Regions from separate parts of the Homo sapiens genome. Here all the other regions are linked to region 3. The links are chromatin loops, found by intact Hi-C in ENCODE. Cell type or tissue: heart left ventricle. All regions are shown on one strand. Links, peaks and the distances in the headings refer to the core of each region. The heading gives the core; the rest is flanking DNA.

Evidence for each region. Peaks named below come from ENCODE experiments on the same cell type or tissue, not always from the same donor. Only the 100,000 strongest peaks of a DNase experiment are listed, where the experiment ranks them.
Region 1: a loop joins it to region 3, with 13 times the contacts of the local background. A loop is called at or near these places in 28 of 110 quality-filtered maps.
Region 2: a loop joins it to region 3, with 4 times the contacts of the local background. A loop is called at or near these places in 13 of 110 quality-filtered maps.

Annotation. Positions count from the first base shown.
Region 1 is chr11:114,951,300-114,955,299 of GRCh38, forward strand. No RefSeq gene overlaps it. Among named protein-coding and RNA genes, the nearest start is that of NXPE2, 270 kb to the left of the region's middle. In heart left ventricle, for the core only: a CTCF peak has its summit at 1,942 (motif pointing left); no DNase peak of the experiment used is centred there.
Region 2 is chr11:115,322,761-115,326,760 of GRCh38, forward strand. All of the region lies in intron 1 of CADM1 (cell adhesion molecule 1), which reads right to left. Among named protein-coding and RNA genes, the nearest start is that of CADM1-AS1, 72 kb to the right of the region's middle. In heart left ventricle, for the core only: a CTCF peak has its summit at 2,000 (motif pointing right); no DNase peak of the experiment used is centred there; H3K4me3 peaks cover 352 bases.
Region 3 is chr11:114,771,105-114,779,249 of GRCh38, forward strand. LOC105369506 (a long non-coding RNA gene) reads right to left here. Exons shown (of 3, transcript XR_948042.3): 3 at 5,867-8,145. It also overlaps a transcript of NXPE2 not described here. Among named protein-coding and RNA genes, the nearest start is that of NXPE2, 97 kb to the left of the region's middle. In heart left ventricle, for the core only: a CTCF peak has its summit at 3,724; a DNase peak (open chromatin) is centred at 3,697; H3K27ac peaks cover 1,097 bases.

The sequences.
Region 1 (4,000 bases), core at 1-4,000, 180 kb after region 3:
CAAGAGTCAGTTCATTGTGGGCTGTTGAACTGAGGACCTCAGTGTTTTGCTGGCTGTTGGTAGGAGTCCTCCCTAGCTAGATTCCTTACTACATGGGCTCTTCCATGGAGCAGTTCAAAACAGACCAGCTGTCTTTCCTCAGAGTCACCATCTATTGGTAACCTAATCTCAGAGGTGACATCCCATCACTTTTGTCATACTCTTGTTAGAAAGAAGTCAGTAGGCCCAGCCTGAAGTCAAGGGGAGGCACTTGCACAAGTGTGTGAGTATCTGGGAGCAAGGATTATTGAAAACCATCTTAGAGGCTCCTATTGTACCTATTTTTTCTTCAACAATAATTTCCAGAGAATAGGACACAGTAAATCCCCCAAGGGCAGGGACTGGGTTTTCATCACCACTGAACCCCCGGCACTTAGCATGGAGCACAGAGAAGGGACCTCAGGCCCTGTCCAGCATGCCTTCTCCCAGAGACTCCCTTCTTTCCTAAAGAGAAACAATTTTCTGGATAAGACACAGCCTTATAGAGCCTGATGGTGGGAAGGGTATTTTCACCTCAATGGGATTTGTGGTCTGAGGTCCATGTCATTCCTAAGCTGGGTGTGGAGCCATGCCTGACTCTACTTATTCATTCCCTTTCATTACTTGCACTCTTCCTCCACCACCTCCCAATAGCTTCTAGGTGAAAGAGAAAGAATGTGATATGCCGGGAGATATCACAAGGCATGGCAATGAATATCAAGGAAGGTTGGAAGGCCAGGATAGAAAGAGACAAACTTCTCCCACCTCTGGCTGCTACCACACTTAAAATAATATAAAACATTCATTAAACATCTACCCTGCACCAGATACTTTCTCACATTAGTTCACTTAATCCTCACCACAAGTTTTGAAGGTAAACATTTAATCCACTTTCTATAGTTTTGAAAACTGAAATTCAGAGGTGAAGTGACGTGCTCAAGTTCGCACAGCTGGTAAGTAACGGAACTGGAATAACGGAACTGGAATTCAAGCCCATGCCTTCTAATAACCCTTGGTGCTCTTTCCATGTTAACAGATTGAAGATAATGGGGAGGAGGGAGTGACAGTCTACTCTACCCAAGAGTTAGCATTGCAAGGGTTATATTACTGTGTTGTTGTTGTTGTTGTTGTTGTTGTTGTTTAAACAATGGTTGTAAATTGTACAGCTGGGGAAGGTATAGTTAAACATTTCCATCACCGATGACAAAGACAAGTTGGTAAAGGTTAGAAGAGTGCCATTCTCATTACCATAGAGCCACATTGGCTGATCTCCCTCCTTGAACAAAGACTTGGTTGTGCACAACCTTTTGACTGAGTCCCAAAGCCACAAGAAAGATTTACACACAGTGAAGAGTTCCAAGGATGACATGAGCAAAGGCAGCCCTCTTTACTGCATGGAGGGTAGACAGAGTTTCTCAAGATAACTATGGGAAGCAGGGATACATCCTTTTGTATGTAAAAGTTCTGGCGAATTTGTGTTTAAAAATTGAATGTCATTACCATAGAGCCTACTTCTAAGCTCAGGAGGCAGAACTCAGCTGAAAGAGGTCCCTGAATTCCTTCTAGAAAGGATTGAAATTGGAAGGAGGTTGGTGGGGATGGGAAGGAGACAGTAAGGAGGAAAGGCCACCTTCTTTACCACCCTGCCACTGTTATATAGCCTCTTTTATGTGTGTGAGCATGCACATACACACACATACACACGCACACCCTTACCCAAATCTGACAACATTCACTCTTTCGTCCATTCATTGTAGGGTGTTTCTACTCAAATATCAAGGGCTTTCTTAATACTTCTGCTTTTCCCCAAGACCTATCAATTCTGGTAGCCTACTGCTTTTAAACTTCTCCACCTAAACAAACTCTGGGTGGGTGTCTGCAGATGCTTGAAATGATCTCATCCTAGGACTTAAAGAGACCTCTAGTGGCTGTCACCTTATTCCTCTCCTTGCTTCCAGACTGGTTGCACCAAACTCAGCCCCAGCCAGTGTCAATCCATCCTTTGCTACTATTGATATGGAGTCCCAGCATCCAGATGTGATTTTCTTGAATCTCACTGGCTGCAATAGAAATTCATATATGCTAAGGCAAGGAAGAAAAATACATTTTACTACAAGTAAATTGTAGTGATAAATACAATAAACAACTAGGAATCCTCTTTTAAAAAACTTGGCAAAATCAGAAGGCATACCAATTTAGAAAAAAATTTATTAAATGACTGCTAGATATTAGATGCACTGTGATTCTGTTACTCTTTTGTTTGTCTGTTCCAATTAATTTATCTCATTACCCACCCTCTCCTCCCCCACCAACATGGGAAAATATTGGGAGAGAACAGAGTTAAGGCTAGGAAATCCGGGTTCAGGTCCTAACTTGGCCGTTTTGTAACTTTCATCAACTCAGCAATATCTGCATGCATAGAATGAAGAGGCTGAACTGCATGATGTCTAAGTCTTCACCCAGCTCTACGTTTCTATGAATCAGGTATATGCAATGCCATGCAAGCAGCTGAGATGCATTGCAATCATTGTGTTATGCCATTCCTTTCAGAAAGAAAGGGCTTGGCCTCCCCATCCAGGCTGCTGCCGCCACCGTGCATTGTTCAGGGAATGCAGTAATGTTACAGTTGGCAGGTGCCTCTGCTTAACTCATAGCTCCCAGGAGCTGGCTGTCAGGGGAAAATTCAAAGTTACTGCCAGTCCCTTCTGAATTGCTAATATAGGATAGCTGTGGAGTCTCTACTGGAGGCCCCTATACTACTGACCCCCTCAGCCATGGACAGGGCCTGCTGCCATTTCACTGGTGCACCAGCCTCCCAAACCATGTGCTCCTTCATGGCTGCTAATGACATTCAACACACACAAAGAAATGGTGCCCTGACAAATGGAGTTCAGCCTCTCCAGTCTCCCAGGCTCAGAGCACTAGTCAAATCCATTTCAAAAACATCCTGCTTGCAAAGCAGCCTCAGACTACTTGGGCTAAAAGGCTTAGTGCTCTTGGCTTCTGGAGAGAGGTGCTCAGCCCCTGGCCCCTAAAGCAGTTTATGTGTTGACCCATCCATAGGTGCTACCATATCAGAGAGCATGAGGTGAATGGGCTGGGAAAGAGTGTTGGAGGCAAGAAAGGTGTGGAGGTTGGAGCAGTGTTCTTCTCACCATGTTTCTTGAACTGGTGAGGAAAGCGTCCCCCTCCATCACTGGCAGTCCCTTGAATGGGTATGGTGTGTATAAGCTGGGGGACTGTCTTAGTCCATTTGTGCTGTTGTAACAGAATATTGGGTAATTTATAAAGAACAGAAATTTATTTCTCAGAGTTCTGGCAGCTGGGAAGTCCAAGATAAAGGCCCTGGAAGGTTTGGTGTCTGGCAAGGGCTGCTCTCCACTTCCAAGATGGTGCCTTGTTGCTGCATCCTTTTGAGAAGAAACAAACTCTGTGTCCTTACATGGTGGAAGAGAATGGAAAGGAATAAACTCACTCCTTCAAGCCTTTTTTTCTTTTTTGAGATGGAGTCTCACTCTGTCACCCAGGCTGGAGTGCAGTGGTGCAATCTTGGCTCACTGCAATCTCCACTGCCTGGGTTCAAGCAATTCTCCTGCCTCAGCTTCCCAAGTAGCTGAAATTATAGTCGTGTGAGATATTTTATTAGAGACAGGATTTCCCCATGTTGGCCAGGCTGGTCTTGAACTCCTGACCTCAGGTGATCTGCCCGCCTCAGCTTCCCAAAGTGCTGGGATTACAGGCATGAGCCACCATGCCTGGCCTCCCTCAAGCCTTTTAATAAGGGCCCTAATCCTACCCTAAGGGCTCCATTCTTAATGATGCCACCTCTTAATACTATCTCATTGGCGATTACATGTCAACATATGAATTTTGGGGGACATATTCGGACCATGGCAGGGACCAAGGAGAAAATTTATATTTTTGTGTCATGGGAGACAATATAAAGTTCAGAATAATCATAATAAGGAGATCAGTATGGTAG
Region 2 (4,000 bases), core at 1-4,000, 550 kb after region 3:
TAATATTCTGTTATTTGGCTATACCACATATTGTTTGTTCATCAATAAATGGATATTGGATATTGTTTCCATTTTTTTGATTATGAATCATCCCTGCTTAATAATATAATGCATTACATTATAAATAATAATATAATATTCATGTACATGTTTTGCACAGACACGTTTTAATTCTCCTGGGTATATAACTAGGAGTGTAACTGTTGTGTCATATTGGTAACTCTATGCTTGACACTTTGAGGAACTGTCAAGCTGTTTCCAAATTGGCTGCACCATTTTACATTACCACTAGCAACATATAAGAGCTCCAGTTTCTCCATATCCTTGTCAACACCTGTTATTGTCTTCTTGTTAAATTCTAGCTATCCTACTGGGTCTGAAGTGGTACTTCACTGTGGTTTTGATTTGCATTTCTCTAGTGACTAATGGCATTGAACATCTTTTCATGCTTATTGATGATGTGTTTATCTTCTTTAGATAAATGTATTATAATTTTGAGCAACTTTTAGTCAACTATTCGGTAGAAATATATAAAATATTGTATCTATAATCTTCCAGCACTGTGTGACATTTCCCAACAAGCCACTGATGTATTTTCTTACCCTAAGTTACTTTTGATGTTTAAATAAAAACTCTAAGATAATATCTAAAACCAGTCTTGAAATTCCACAGCATAAACATGGAAGTGGGGTGCAGGGAAAGTAGATGGGTGAAATTTCACTTGATTAGATAGCTCTTTCTAGCCAACAGCCCATTTCCCAAATCTACTAAAAGTCAACTAGTAAGAATTTCTGGAGCTAAATGATGCGGAAGAGGTTGAGTTACAGAAAATTCAAGATGATGAAATGATGGTAAGAAGAATAAAGCACAGATTCAGTTTCAGATGAAGGAAGTTCACGAAACGTTACAAAGGTAAAGCAACTTATTTGGACTTAGTAGTAGAGAGGTGTTGAACTGAGAAAGATAACTAAGAATTATTTCCTAGGACAGTGGATGATTATAGTATCGCTTGCCCAAAGGAAGAGGGAGGAGGAAAAGGAGAACAAAACAAAACGTAAATATTCTGAAGGAGGATTCATTATGTGGCAGTGGTTTCTGCTGCTCTTTTAAGAGGAGAGATACGAAAAAGGAAAAAAAAAAAAGTGGGATCAATCTAATTTGGGCCACAATGGACTTGGTCTAGGATATGTTAAGTTGCTGTTCCAGGAGAAGCAGATAGCCATACAAAGAACCCAGAAGGAGTTCAGGAGAGGATCTGGGTTAAAGATGCTGTGGGAAAAAGAAAGAGCCACAGGCATTCATATATGAAGGAGAAAAACCCTGCATTCTTCTTAACTCCTTTCAAGCCAACTCACTCTTGTTTCAAACAATGGGGAACAACTTAACTCAGTGATATAGTTATGAGATGCTAATGAATGAAAATAATTGATTCTAATTATCTCTTCAACACCCTTAATGTACCCGTAAAAGTAATCACATGTCTTCCTTTAGACTTCTCTGAACTGCATCATGCATCTTGAACTTTCTTTGCTATGTAGGTTTTTAACTACCTAACATTTTTCTCTAAATAAGGCAAAAGAAAACAAAATCAACAACATCAACAATAAAAATGATGATTTTGGTGCCATGCTCTCTCCAACAAACAAAAGAAGGCAAAATTGTGAGTAAGTCAGCACTAGTACTTTTACATGCTATATACTACAGAGCCCCAATCGGTAAGTCTGTTCTCTCTTGTTGGTGTGTTCGTGGAAAAGAACATGACAGCAGAAACAGACAGAGACCTTAAAAAGCAATTAAGGGTGAGGAATCTCCTGCCAAACAGCTAGTGCAGATAGAACCTTTTCTTCCATAGACCTTAGCCTCATTCCATAGCCAAGAAAAAAGCTTGATAAATACTATATGATGAACAAGTGATAAAATGTATAAAAACTGCGATGAGGAATGACCAATGGAAGAAACCAGGTGTCACTCAGAGACTGAGTGGGTTATTGTGCTTCCTGTTTCCTGTAGGTGGCGACAAACTCCTTGAAGAGGAAACAGAAAGCAAAGTTAAAAGGCTGGTGTGTGTCTAGATTGAAGCGCTGAAGAATTTGCTTGAGAGTTGGCAATTTCTCCTCCAAGGCAGCTCTTCTTCACTGGTATTGGCAAGCTCTAGATTTCAGAAGTGATTCACCTGCGCCACGTTATTTATGAGCTGCTTTTTCCCCTTTAAGTGCCCAGCTTCACATTAACAGTATGAACAGCTTCACTGCAGAGCTCAACCGTGCCTATCACGTAAATGGAAGGTTCGTTAGAGCATCTATTAAGAGGATTTTCAAAGGCAAAATAGCATTTTAAAGCCATTAGCATCCCTTAAGTTCTATAGAAGAAATGTTAACCAACTGCTATTTAAAACCATCAACCAGAAATGGCCATAGGTCACCAACAATCCCTTAGATTATCTCCCCAGAGGGCTCTCACACCTCTATATGCTCCCGATCTTTCAGGCCTTGTAGTGAGAGAGCATCAACGTGAACTCTAGGAGCACGTCCCAGACGTGCATCTCCTGGAGGCAGCCAGGGCTTGGACATCAGTCATCAATAAGGGTCCTTGCCAAAAAGAAGTGGTGGGGGGCAGCAGGAAAGCAGGGTGCTTGGTCAAACTGCAATAAAAGCAGGATGAAGAGAAGGGTGTGTCTTGGAGGGCATACACAAGCAACCAAGAATTAGATCTTATGTCCTAGGTTTTCACTATTATTCTCAAGATACAATTTTTATAACAAATATTTTCTGCCAACCTCTTAAAATTTTTAAACAACAGCAGCCAAGACTGACTTCTACTCGGCACAATTACATAAGACCAAGCAGTGTGTTGCTCTCATTTTTGAAGCTTTGTTTTAAGCTCCCTCATTAATCTTTCAGTCTTTTCTCATCTCTGCCTGACTATAACTGCCCTGAATTTATCCAAGCCTGCAGAATGCCAGGCTCACTGGAGTCTAAATCACCAAGAGCTGAATACACAGTCCACTCATGGGACTCTACACTTCCATCAGAAAGAACCAATCACAGCTTAGGAGAGGTAAACCTCTTTTTAATTGTATTCTATGATACTAACAGGCATTCATTACACATGGACCTTAAAACAAGATTTGCTCTTGGCTGCTCATAATTGTATTTCTACAGCAGTTTAAACCGTTGGCACCTGCAATTGCTAGCAGGCCTAGGCTAAGAATTTCTATTATCCCAGTTTCAAGGGTTACATTTAAAATAAAACTCAGAGGGGCAAAACATTACATACACACATATTTACACAAATTAAATACTATGCACAAGTCAATACCTTCTGCACACAAAACTACATTAAACTCAATTAGCCCTAAGCAAAACTACAGGAAGCAGGTATTCTATGAACCAACGGAGCTGTTCTGTATAATAAAGAATATAAAAGCAGCTAGATTATAGAGTTCTGCAGAACTGTCAATAAATGCTTTTAAAGAAATCATTATCAACACTGATTTCTAAATTAATTAACTTAAAATTAACACAAAACAATCCAACCCAAGGTATTTATATATAAATAACCTCTGGTTTCTGGGTTCTAATAAAGAAGAACTTTTGAAGCATGTATGTATGTGTATGTGTGTCATTCAGGGCTTTTCCAGAAGGATATTCCTAAGTCACAAAACAGCCACCAGACTAAAGTACAATGTCCTTCTTGTTATGGTTTACTACTTGATTATGACCAAAATTAAATTATACAAATATTTCACTAAATATCTTCTCAAACCTTATAAATATTAATATGAACTCAATTTCCTATGTGCCCAGCATTTAAAAATCCATTTAAAAATCTCAGAAACTAATTTAAGATTTCCATCTAGAATACAAATTAGCAAGTCCTCTTCCTAGCTCTGTTTTGCTCAGCACCCATATCTGCACATTTAGTACTAAATGTCAGTTGGTAGCACTTAAAGATGATGAATATTAAAAGCATGCTTCTGCCTGCTAACATATTAGAGCTT
Region 3 (8,145 bases), core at 2,000-5,999:
TCCTTTCCTATCAAGACTTGCAGCACTGACTGACTTTTCTCCAGGAAGAATTCACCTACCCACCTTTGGGAATGGGTCAAATGTGGAGTATTTGCAGACTGACTTCATTCCCTGTATCCCCTCTCCCTCTCCACTCCCAGAAACTTTCCCTCAGGGCTCTTGGAACCAGAATACCGTAGTAACTCTGACAGATGATCTTTGAGGGGAGACAAATGTCTGACACTCCAGGTCCTAAGTGACAGCACAAGGATATTCAAAGTGATCCTGCTCATACTAGATAAAGGCGACTTGTCAAGGGGGACAGGTTGTTTTCAGCATCAGCTCAGGGGAAGCCTGACAAGTGAATAGTTCTACTCATTCTTGGACCAGGCCTGTGGCCTTCCTTAAAGGTGAGAAAGATGCCAGGGTCACAGGGAGACAGAATGGTTTGGACACAGGTCAACTGGGAGGGAGGATCAGCTAAAGGGAAGGATACTTGGGCAGTGGACCCAATTCACTCAGTCCTCGTGAGTGCTCACTCTCACTGCATCCTTTGCGTGTACCTCACCCTTTGCTCTGAGTGCCTTCTCCACTATGGCCCCAAGGATGACCCTCTGTCCTCTCCTATCTCCCTCTCAATGGCATCCATTTCTGACTCTTGTTAGCGCTCTGCTTCTCTTTCCATTGTGGCCTTAGCCATGGCAACGAATGCAGGGAAATATAACAACATAATCCTCTTCACACCATTCAGTCCCCAAAGGTCCTTATTCAGAGTTCTCCATTTATCTGGTCATTAGATCTAATTAAATCCCTCCAAATTAAAGCACTGATGAGTGGCACCACTTTCTCTCACCAATTAAAGTAGAGGAGATTAAAGAATTCCCTTGACACTTGGTCCTTGTGAGGGTGGTAGCAGGGGAAGAGACAGAAACACAGAAGACTGTCCTTTATCTTCGAAGACAGTGTTGATGTAATGTGGGCTCCTGCCATGAAAACGGACGCTTTGTGTGGCTTTTCCAGCTGTGGTCGTAAATGTCCATTAAGTAGTCTCTTGTCCCTTGTAGAAATATTTCTCTTTCCAAAGATAGCGTGAACAGCTTAAACAAAGGATATCTAAGATAAGATAACTAAGTAGAAAACAAAAAGGGAAGTTGGGAATGGAGAAAAAGGGAGTTAACCAATATATTAATCCAAAAGATTAATTAACACATTCGTGGTAATTAGTACAGACTCTGATTGGAGCTTCCTAGTAGCTAAAGCAAAAAAGGAAACTATCCCCTATTCTTAGGGGATTAAAAAAAAAAGTTCTGATTCTAAATCCTGAGAATAACTTCCCATGTGGCACTTCATTTAGGAGACATTGGGTGATAGGCAACGTTTTCAATAATACTGCTTAATATTCAATATCTTACATGTAATATGTGATGTTCTGGGTGTCTAGGGTTTTGGAACAGTGCTAGCTTCTTTGAAGGGTTAATTTGCCCATGTAGGACTCAAATAGTGACCTCAGCTTTATTAGGACACTATTCAGGCCAACCCAGCTCACTGAATCAAGCAGAGAAGAGGGAAACGCCATGGACACCAACACCACATCTGACTCCCCAGCAAGGTCCTTTGGAAGAAGTACCCCTACGTTTTGTCCCTCTGAAAACAGGCCCATCTTTTCTACCCTGCCCCACTGATGTGCTTGGCTCATGGAGACAGTCATCAGACAGAAAGCGGGGTTCAGCACTCTGAGGACAGAGGCAGGCTTCAGGCTCATCCCCTGGAAATCGTCTCAGCATAGTCTGTCTCTCTTCATCAGAGCATTATTGAACCAGACCTTGTTTTCATCCCTTTTCTCCTGGCATTCCAGGATCTTATTTTTGGAGGGCATGCATGAAAATATTCTTTTCAGCCTTCTCTACTACTCAAAGTAGAATACATCCTTGTGTGGTTGAGAGGATTTGAAGGCACTGGGGTATGAAGGCAGAGGAACAGGTGAGATGATCTCAGTGCACTAACCCTGATGTCTGTTCCTTAAGGGGAGCCAGGCTTCCACTCAAACACAGGCCCACAGGGAAGCATGCTCCTACCAAAGAGGATTCTTTAGTGTACAACTTCCTCTGTTCTCATCCTAGGCTCCTTCAATGGACTCCAAGACAGAGCCTTGGGTTCAGTCAGGGGCAAGCCCATGCCCTACACAACCCACTCCCACCCCCCCCCCACCCCATTCTGGGCACTCATAGCTCTTCCTCTGGGTCTCTCCATCTCCAGACCAACTCAAACAGCTGTGTCTTTAAGATGCTTCCAGATAAGAACCCCCCGCCCCTTTGCCCTTGACTCAACAAAGTTTGCATTCAAGATCCTTCTAAAGAATGACCTTCTTTCTTTTCTTGTGTTCCTGTCTGCAATACTTGCCCCCCACTTCTGGGCTTGGCTTCTCACCCCAGGACCCTGGATTTCTCTCTGCACTTTGGACTAGTTCTTTGTTCCTCTTCATGTCATCCACTGGTATGATGGTTAATTTTATGTGTCAGCTTGACTAGGACACAGGGTACCCAGACATTTGACTAAACATTATTTCTGGGTGTGTCTGTGGGATTGTTTACAGATAAGATTAGCATTTGAATCGGGACTGAGTAAAGTAGATTGCCTTCCCCAGTGGGGGTGAGGATTATCCTATCTGTTGAGGGCCTAAGTAGAACAAAAGGTGGAAGAAGGGAGAATTTCTTCTCTCTGCCTGACTGAGTTTAGACATCTCTTGTCTGCTCCTATCCTCAGACTGAAACTTACACCATTCACTCTCCTGATTCTCAGGCCTTTGGGTTTCGTCTGGACTACATCATCAACTTTCCTGGGTCTCCAGCTTAAGACGGCAGATCGCATGACTTCTCAGCCTCCATAATCATGAGAGCTAATTTCCTCACCCATCTCTCTCTCTACGGCCCTCAGTTGGCCTACCAAAGTGAGGCAGGTAATGCCTCTACTGCTCTTGAAACTGCTTCCCGGAAACTGATCAAAACGTGAAGCTCAGCAGTTTCTCTCCTTACTGACCAAACCCTGCAGAAGCCCCAGCACTATTGTACCAGAGCATGTTCCATGTTTCTGAGTTTCAGTCTGGGGCTGTTTGCACGCTGTGGCAGCTGCCACCTGTTCACTATCACTAAGGGCAGAGAGAAGGCACAACATGGAAATGCAGAGAAAAAGAACATTTGTAAAACCTGCCCTTGACTATTGTTACTCCAGGTGTACTCTCCATTTCCATCTAAAGTCCTGCAAAACTTCTTGTTTAGTCCTTCGGACACAGTTGTTTCTTTTCATTGTGATTTCAGTGGAGAATCTGAAAAAGGCCGTTGTGAAGCAAGATGTGAAGGAGGCGGCTGCTAGTCATGATTTTCCTGAACCAAACTGCATACAGCGTATTTGGTTATCCGCCGGGACGGTAACCCTGGCAGCCACTCCTTGTGTGTCCTTCGGAGGAGGGCTCCTTACATTCTCCATGGCTTCATTAATAAACTGGCTGGAGGCTCATTTTGTGTATGAGGACGTAATGAGACTGCGCATGCCGAGTGTTGTGGCGTGGTCCTTGTCCCACTGAAAGGTGCTCCCTGGAGGTCAGCCTCATTTCTCCTTCCCCCTTTCGCCCTTTCCCTTTTTCCTTCCCCATCTCTTGCTTTTTCCCTTCTTGACTCAAGCCCGAGCTCCTGCAAGGCGTGGAGAGAAGCCTGCGCTGCCAGTTGCAGTAGGAGCATCATCTCCAAAGGGGGCGCTCTAACATCAGGAAACAGGCCTTCAGGGACCTTGACTGTGTCTATGAGGACTGTGCGCTGGTACCTATGGCTGGACATTTAAAAAATGGCTTTTCTGAAATCTTTGCCTTGATATGCTATCAATTTTTCCAGATGCCTTTTCAATATCTGTCTACAGAACTGTATGAAATTATAGTAAGTCCTACAGCTGGGGGGATGACGATATGACAGACATCTCTGGCTTGGATGAAAGAAGCTGGCGACATACTTCTGGCAGTGGGTCCGCTCTGGGGGACTGCCAAGCTGCAAGCCTCCCAAATAGGGGACGCTGGGTGCACCTAAGTGGGAAGCTACCTGCACCTCTTGTCGCTGTCTTCCTTCCTCCAGGTCCGCCTTCAGGCAGGAGGCAGATCTAGGCCGTACGCTTTTAGGCAGCACAGGGTGAGAGGCTGGCCAGGGTTTGCCTCCCTCTGCTAGACAGACCCCAGGGCCTTCAAGGTGGGACGAGGAGAGAATAAGGCCCTGAATAGCTTTTGTTAAGCTCTCCTGGACTGGAGAAAGCAGTTGTTAGGGGGGGCAAGAGGACAACACCTTTTCTAGAAATTAGAAACCTCAACTCATCAGCCTGTTGAGTGGTAGGAGGGAGGATCTTGCATCTCCAAAGGGCTCCTGACCACTCATCTCATTCCATTTATTACCTTTCAGGGTGCACAGGGCACAGGGAGCACATTCCACTGAGTTCTTGAGAAAAAGGATATGAGAAAGGTGAATAGCGCCTGGCATGTAGGTGTCCCCCACGTGGGAATGAGTGAGTGAACGCAAGCATCTGAAACAAACTGAAAGCCTCCCTTCCTGTGGGGGTTTTCCCCTCTTTAATTTATACAGATAAAAGGCTTATTTAATAGAGGGCTCTGAAGGCTGGGAAGTTCAAGGTCATGGCCCTGACTTCTGGCCAGGGCTTTTGCACTGCCTCATAACATGGCAAAGAAGGTCAAAGGGTGGTAGATACTTGCTAAGAGGTAAAACTCCAGCAGCCTTCTGGAAGAAAAGAAAAAACAAAAAAACGAAAAAAAAAAACAAAAAAACCCAGCCACTCTCAGGGGAATGAATCTGTTCCTGTGGGAACTAATCCAGTCTGGCCACAGTGAGAATGCAATTCATTACTGCAAGGATGGCACAGTGCCACTCACAAGGCATCAGCTGCTATGACCCAAACACCTCTCCTGTGGGTCTTTATCTCTCTCCATGGGAGGACCTGGGCATTAAAAGGGAGGATCTGCTAGGAGACAGCTTGGGAGGGCCAGAAGTGCTCCTGTGTCTGCAGAGGCCTGGGGAGGATGAGGGTGGCTGCACAGCAGCCTCAGGGATTATGGGGAGTGCTGCATCCTCTGATCCAGCGGCCCCCGTGTCCGGGCACAGGAGAGCCCACGAGGAGCAAGGTCCCAGGCATGTGTTACAACAACCTGCGGGTTGCTATTTAACAGCACTTGTCATCTTGTCCGTTTTGTCCACCTGCCAAGCCTGTTTCCACCGAGCTCTCCAGAGTGGGAGGCTGCTGAGGCTCCCATCTGCGGCTGATAACAGACGGCCTTGCCTTGCGTGAAGCGCAGGAAGTTAAGAAGCTTTTCTTTGCTGTTGTGGAGAGACCTCTGGCTCGAGGCAGTGCTCTCCGAGGGCAGCGGAGATACTGTCAATTACAAGCCTGTCCTTCAAGGCTCGGGGCTGGGCTGCGACAGGCTGTCTGCAGTTGGATGTGTGCGCACATCTGGGAGAAGCCTTCGTGCTGGGAGCCCAGTGGGGTTTGGCACTGGGTGGGCCTGGGTGTTCCCTTTTTCCTTAACTCATTGTAAAGTAATCTGTCAAGATGACATCACCTTAGGGGAAAATTACATCCTATCAAGGTGATCCTGTTTAAGTGGGAGTCTATCTAATATATCTATCATATTAGTATGTCTGCCCCGATTATGCATACCTCTGACACCCTACCCCAGAGATTCCCACACTTGTTTGGTTCAGAGCATTGTTAGTCTATCAGTAGTTTTTCATGGTACCCTCATGACAAAAGAACTAACAGCTGCATTTTTTCAAATAGCTAGGGTCAAACAACTTTATAAGTATTAATGTCCCAATAACTTAATAGCCATTTGAAAACATTATGAACTGAAAGAAAAAACATTTTTATTTTATTCCTAAACAATAATTATGTACGAATGGGCTGTGTGCACCTGTTGGGCACTGCACAACTTCTCAAATGTTGGACACCAACACTTTGTTTCACAATGATTTTTATGAAGGACTTGCTTCTTATCGCAGCAACCACAGAAAACACACCTTCAAAAAGATATGACCTAACAGACAGGAAATCGTGAGATCTAATGTTGAAACTGTAAACTACTTTGAGTTAGTAATTTGCTCAATGTTTAGTGGAAGTTGAGTAGCTTTGTGTCTCTCTTCAAAAATTAACATATACTACAGGAATGTGAGTTCACTATGGTGACCCAGGATACCTTGTTACATGATTTGGGGACTGTAGCCCTACTCTATGCATTTATTGTATATTCTCATGTTTAAGGAAATGGGGTGAACTAGAAGCCTGGTTGGGAGCAAAGAATGAGGAGATAAAAACTGCTGAGCTTAACCTACATCTTAACATTCTCAGGGCACATTCTCAGGTTGTGCTCTTTCCTAGTAAGAGTCATGAAGCTGGAGTCTTTCCTGGGAGTGTTGAAGACAGATTGTATTGGGCAGGATGAGGCATTTCCATGAGTTGGAGGGCTGGGTCCATAGAGTCATGCCTAGTATTTTCTGATCAGTTTTCCTCCAACTATTCGAGATCCATTTTCCTGGCTTCCTTCCTTCCTTCTTCAACAACTGTGTATTGTGGTTCTTCCCGTGTGAGCATAGTACAGTGATGAAAAGCAGGACTCAGGAGCAAGACTGCCATCTGCTACCTGTGTGGCTTTGAGAGTATCTGACCTCTGTGCTTCAAATTCTATATCTGTGAAATGGGTTTAATAAGATGGTGCACCTCATTGGCTTGCTATGTGATTGAAATGATCCAGTGGAGATTAGAACACTGTTTGCCGTGATTCTGAGTGAGCAACTGAGCAAATAACTGTGACAAAACAGACATGGTCTCTGCTTTTACCTGGCTTACAGTCCAGGGGCAAAGAAAAATATCAAACCAGTATTTGGCCACACAGTTAACTGATTACAATTCTGATGTGTGTTTCAAAGAAGTGTAGTATTCTATGGGAGTATGTAATATGAGGATTTAACTTAGATGGAGGCAGGGGAAATGGTGTCTCATAATCCTTCCCAGAGTAAACAATGTTTAAGTCAGGACTCAAAAAAGTTAAATAGGAGTGATTTCAGCTGAGATCTAGTGGGTGAAGCAGGTCTAGAAGAGTGTCCCAAACAGAAGGAACACGATGACAAAGACCTTGACTCTCTGGCTAGTGGTCAAGAACAAGGATGAGAGAGTTAGACAGGGTCAAAATCATGCAGGGTCTTGGTAGTCCTTGCTAAGGAATCTTTAAGTTTTCTTCCCAAGAATGACGAGACAGCATCAGAGGTTTTTGAGCAGAGGAATGGCATGATGTTATGTCTTGTAAAAGGTCATTTTGGCTGTTGGCTGAAGACTAGGCTCCAGTGGGCAAGAAGGAAAATGAAAAGACCAGTGAGGAGCTTATTTGTAAATCCTTTGGGGGAGATGAGAAGTGACTCTGTATGGTGGCAGTAGAGAAGAGGACAGATTTGAGAGATAATTTGGAGGTAGGAGAGATCTGGTGGCTTGACTGTGAAGAGACAAGGGAAACCAGGCAAATGCCCAGGAGTCTCCCCCAGAGCAGCTGGGAGGGAGGAAGGTGACTTGACAGGGTCGGGGTCCCTGGAGGAAGGAGCATGTCCATCAAAGGCACTTGGAGCTGATGATCCCACTCTCCCAAACCACTTCCTGCAAATGCTTCCTAGATAATTGAAATAAAACAGGGTTTCTGTGTTCCCTCCTGAACTATAACCATCTCAGGCCTTCACTTTATTGTGTATAAAGGCTAGTGCATCAGGGATGGAGGAGGAAGACCTCCATTGTGACAAAGAACCCGTTGTGGCTTTAAAGTTCTTAATTGAACCTAGGACATATTTGGAGTAATTAGAAACAAAGTTTATCATTATGCTGGCCACGAGCAGGCCTGTCCACACTCACTGTCAGTTCCTTTCCCCCTCTCTCTGTAGCCATCTTTCTTTCTTGTATTGAAGGAAAAAATGTTTTTGATATTAATTAAGTTACATGGCAATTTCCTCCCCCTAATTAAAGTGGAACCTTTTCACAGGACACTTTGAAGTGTGGCTCTGTGGATATAAGAAACTTTTCTTCCTTCGCCAGAGCTCTGTAGTGTCTCTTCATATTGTTCACTTCAGTCAGAATAAAACTCTT